Regions from separate parts of the Homo sapiens genome. Here region 2 is linked to region 1. A link is a loop called in an ENCODE intact Hi-C map of the cell type or tissue named here. Cell type or tissue: dorsolateral prefrontal cortex. All regions are shown on one strand.

Region 1 (2,500 bases):
GGTCTTTGACGTTGGTGACCTTCAGATGGGGTTTCTGAGTGGATGTCCTTTTTGTTGATATTGATCACCAGTGGCGCCTCCAGAACAGCAAAGATAGCTGCCTGTTTCTTCCTTTGGAAGCTTTGTCCCAGAGGGCACCCGCCAGATGCCAGCCGGAGCTCTCTTGTATGAGGTGTCTGTCGACCCCTGCTGGGAGGTGTCTCCCAGTCAGGAAGCACAGGGGGGCAGGGACTCACTTGAGGAGACAGTCTTTCCCTCAGCAGAGCTCGAGCACTGTGCTGGGAGATCCACTGCTCTCTTCAGAGCCGGCACGCAGGAATGTTTAAGTCTGCTGAAGTTGTGCCCACAGCCACCCCTTCCCCCAGGTGCTCTGTCCTAGGGAGATAGGGGTTTTATCTGTAATTCCCTGACTGGGGCTGCTGCCTTTTTTTCAGAAATGCCCTGCCCAGACACTGGACATCTGTTTTTAAAGTTACAAACCTTTTGATAATACAAGGCCAAAAACTCTCCCCAGTAACACCCTGAGGAAGTACTGTGAGGAGAGGAACAGAACTATCCTGTTTGTGTGTCTTCATTCTTCTTTCAGTGACATTTCAGTGACTTGGCTATCTCTTCTAAAGATGGGTTGCATTAATATCAACATATCAAAACAAATAAATGAAGCTGCAACAAAGTGCTTGTTAGTTTGAGAGTTTCTGAAAACACATAAAATAACCATTATGATTTATCAGTGATATCATTTCTTTATTTTTATATCTTAATATAAATATTTTATTTTTAGTCTTATATCTTGAGAATATAGCATGTACAACTTGCAGTTAAGTCCTAGTAATCATCGAACCCAACTAATGAATTTTAGTGATTTGAATTCAAATCCAGAAAAAAAGGGATATGCTTCCTTTATTACCCTAAACTGTATTGTTTTAATAAGATGCTCTGAGCAATACTGTATTTTAGATAAATATTTGAAAGGTATTTGCTACCTACTTTGAATGTTGCAAATGCAAATGTGTTTGGCTGCAAAGTAAATGGAATGCTAATTATATATTGCCACCTAGTGGTAATGTATGTCCTAACATCAGCAAAAAAGGAATGGAGTTAATGCCGTGGTTCAAATATTTTATTTCAGTTGGAATATCATTGGAATCAATGCAGTAATTCGGTGTAATACTTCCATAGAACAGTATGTGTTTAAAAAAAATTACAGTAATTTTTTTTCATAGTTCTTTCAATCTTTGCAAAAGTAAGTCAAAAGTACTTTATATTGAACTTCTATATAATTTGACACATTTATATTAAAAATAGGTTCATATCAAAACTTGAGATATTCATTGTTTACTGTAACAGTTGAATTTGTATCTAATAAACACATTTTGTTTTCTTATGGCCCCAACGTTACTGAGCTCCCAGTTCTGGAATGAGAAAAAAAATTCTTAATAAATGTTTTTATTAAAAATTTAAAATTCGTATTCAAAAATTAAAAATTACTTTTAAAAATTAAGGGAGTGTGTGTGTGTAGATATATATGGTATCGAAGTAGAAAACAAAATGGCCCATAATTCTATCCATAAGCCCTATTGTTTTAAAAAAGGTCAAAGTATACAAGAAAATGTATTAGAAGAAAAAGGAAAGAAACCTCTAGCCAAGTTTCTTGGTTATCTATTTCTCAGTATATCTCTTCCTAAGATAACCACTGTTTCACTATGAATTGTTGCCTATATTTGTAGAAGAAAAAAATGGATGAGCCAGCATTTGCATATTTAACTAATTTGAGTTGCCTCAATTTGATGAGGAAATAATATGAAAAAGTTTAAACTGTTTCACTAACTGCAACTAGCCATGCTTTTTCAACCCCCACTTTCCTGCAGTTCCCTTAAAGACTCCTTCATAAGTTTCTCTCAGTCTTTCTTTCATAACTGTCAGCCACTTTCACTCACTAAAATCATCTCATTCTGCTTATTTAAAACCTATCCTCTTCATTTTAAATGTTTTCTCCCCCCTCACCACAAGCGTGTGGAAGTAGTGGAGAGGGAGATGGGAGAGGAAGATTGTTCTCTTTCATATCTGCCCTCCTTGCTGAGCTAGGATGTTTTCACTCACTGTATCTATAGCCTGGTGGTAACAATTGTTAGGTTTTTGTTTGCTTGGGATTTTGTTTGATTTTGTTTGTTTTTGTTGTACATATTGGTGGTCTCCAGAGACTGGCAGTAAAGGCTGTAAACCCCCTCAGCTCTACCCCTACCTTCTGAGTATGTTCAAATGAAAGCACAAGTGGGTGCCCAATTCTGCCAACTGTGCAAACACTTTAGGAAGAAGATACTCTTTAGACACACATACATACATACATACAGTCTCCTACCCTGTTTTTGTAGCTCAGAGAAAGTCACATTGCCCTCAAGCCCTTCTTAGACTTTATTCATCAAAGAGTGGGAAAGCCCGTACCATCTTCCAAACCTCCAGCCCATCTTTACCACTCATTCCACCAATGAAAAACCATTTT
Region 2 (2,500 bases), 150 kb before region 1:
TGTCTATTGGCCCCGGGGTGACCTCTGGGTGGAACTGCACAGCGAAGAAGGGTTTGCTCTCATGCATAATCCCCTAAAGGAATAAGAAACAGGAAGAAATTCCTTCTGTAACAATGAATGTCAAGTGTGGCTATGTATTATTCAGGGAACAATAAAGCTCAAATTTAAAAACTGAGTTAGATGCTTAACAAAATTTTTGTAACTAACAGTACTATTAAGTAACATGGTCCGATATCTTAAGGACTTACATATCTGACCTTTTTGATTAAGTATGGAAAATGGGTCAATGAAGACTCAACTGAATGTGTTTTCCTTTAAAATAAATAAATAAATAAAAAATTTGGTCTATAGTCTTTGGGACCCCTCTGGGTTCTGTTCAGAGTAAACTCAAGTCCTCATCTTATCCCCAAGTCCGAAATTACTTTTCCAAGGGTCTTCTCAAACACTACACCAGTGCCAAGTAAGTCCCAGAGACCCACCCAGATGGGGCTCAAACAGATTTGGACCAACAGCCCACTAACATTGAATATATGAGATAGTTGTTGATTAATAACTCAAATAGTGAATCTTAACAAGTCAACTGATGAGAGAATAAGAGAGAGAAATGACGTTTTAAAACACAGAGGGCTATGGGAGAAAACCTATAGCTGTTTTTCAACACTCAACCCCAAAAAAATCACAAACAAACAGGAGAAAGGTATTTGCATCATAGTGTATTTAAAAACTCTGGGTGAATATTCTGAGTGAATAATTTATTGCATATTTCAAAACAGCTAGAAGAGAAGATTTGAAATGTTCTCAATACAAAGAAATAAAAAATGAGGTGATGGTTATCCTAGTGTGATTTGATCATTACATATGATATGCATGTATCAAAATATCACATGTATCTCATAAATATATACAATGCTTATGTATCAATTATTTTTAAAAGCCCTGCGTTTCTCATCACCAACTGAACAGGTTTATTGACATCATTTACCTCATTTGTTTGATCGTTGACATTCACAAAAAGTGGTTTCCAGCCAGCAGGGAGGGTGTTGTCCAAGGCATAGCCATGATTCTGAGCAGTAATGAAAGCCTGTTTGTTTGTGATATTCAAAACAGGCTGATTCTGCCCTCTGGAGAGAAAAGGAGAAAAAGAATAGGGAAAAGGAAAAGTGAAGAGAATAATATAAATGTATTCCTTATAAAGTAGTGAACAAGTAAAGCCTATTAAAATTCAAAATTTCAATTGCTTAGTGAAAATCACTCTGTGAGAAAAGTCACAGATTGTTAATCCCAGTAATTTTCCCAACAAAAATCAATTCAGGAAGCTTTGTTGTGTGTTAAATACGCAGGTCTATTAAATTCTATAATCGGTTTTAGAAAGGGGGGCATTGCACTCATAACAAAAAGGGTTGCTCACCGGCTTAACAGAAACTAAGAAATATAAGTGACTTACTTTAAGAGAACTACAATAATTTTAAAGCCCGAGAGTTATAGGGAGATAACAAAGAGATGACTGCTCAGACCTGAATTATAATTTATGTAGAGGGTGGGCCATGGGAAAAAGCCTGATGTTTAATAAATTAATATTGTTTGAGGCAAAAAAGAGAAACCAAGAGGATCTAAAGGTTCCTCGGCTCTTAAGTCACACTTACCTTCTTAAAATGTTACAATGTTCTGAAATCAAGCTTAAAATCAGAACAATTTCCCTTGGAATATCATTTGATTGAGTATTATAACCTCAATTTATGCCAAGGGAAGGAAAATAACTTTAAATTATAGCAAGGTTATCATTAGAGAAGGCTGCTTTCCAAAAATGCAACAAAAGTGGTATCAGGTAGTCAAACAACTGTCAACCACGTAAGGTATGGTTATTTATTTTATTTTTTATTTTATTTATTTATTTATTTATTTATTTATTTTTATTATACTTTAAGTTTTAGGGTACATGTGCATTTATTTACTCTAAAGAAATGGCAGGTAAGTGCTCTGAGTTCTTTGTATTTAGTTAGTATGTCAGAGCTGGTTTACTGTAAGCAAAAGTGAAAATACCTCACCTGTTGGCCATGGACATCTTGTAGGTTTTGGCACCAGCAGCCAATCCTGTTATTAAGTTTCCTGTACTGATTCCAAACAATGGCTCCTTGCGATCACTCTCCAAAATCTAAATCAGGGAGAATTTTTATTAACCAATTAGTACAGTTCCAAAAAATGTTGCTTCTGAATGAACAAAAATGAGGTATCCTTTTTTCTTAAGAAGGTAAAGAGAATAGTAACTGAATTAAAGAAGAATATAAAAAAGGACATAATTGACAAATTTGTAGCATTATAATTCATTAAGATGTACTTTACATTCAAACTAAACTAAATCTAATTTAATATTTCTTTAGAGACCTGCAGGTCTTATGGGTCCCAAGGTCATGATAAGGAACCATGAGTTGTCGGTTTAAAACTGTAAAGCAAAATACATTTGGCCATTGGACTCCAGTTCTTTTAACTCAAGGACATGATC

The links. Hi-C counts contacts between places; a loop is a spot of excess contacts. Peaks named below come from ENCODE experiments on the same cell type or tissue, not always from the same donor. Only the 100,000 strongest peaks of a DNase experiment are listed, where the experiment ranks them.
Region 2: a loop joins it to region 1, with 2.5 times the contacts of the local background. A loop is called at or near these places in 2 of 110 quality-filtered maps.

What each region holds. Positions count from the first base shown.
Region 1 is chr2:210,443,870-210,446,369 of GRCh38, reverse strand. All of the region lies in intron 4 of LANCL1 (LanC like glutathione S-transferase 1), which reads left to right. The region is part of intron 2 of LANCL1-AS1 (LANCL1 antisense RNA 1); the gene reads right to left. Among named protein-coding and RNA genes, the nearest start is that of LANCL1, 32 kb to the left of the region's middle. In dorsolateral prefrontal cortex, CTCF peaks have their summits at 866 and 1,069 (motif pointing left); no DNase peak of the experiment used is centred here; H3K27ac peaks cover 1,407 bases.
Region 2 is chr2:210,590,452-210,592,951 of GRCh38, reverse strand. CPS1 (carbamoyl-phosphate synthase 1) reads right to left here. Exons shown (of 38, transcript NM_001875.5): 9 at 2,046-2,152; 10 at 983-1,121; 11 at 1-73. Among named protein-coding and RNA genes, the nearest start is that of CPS1-IT1, 26 kb to the left of the region's middle. In dorsolateral prefrontal cortex, CTCF peaks have their summits at 818 and 1,018; no DNase peak of the experiment used is centred here.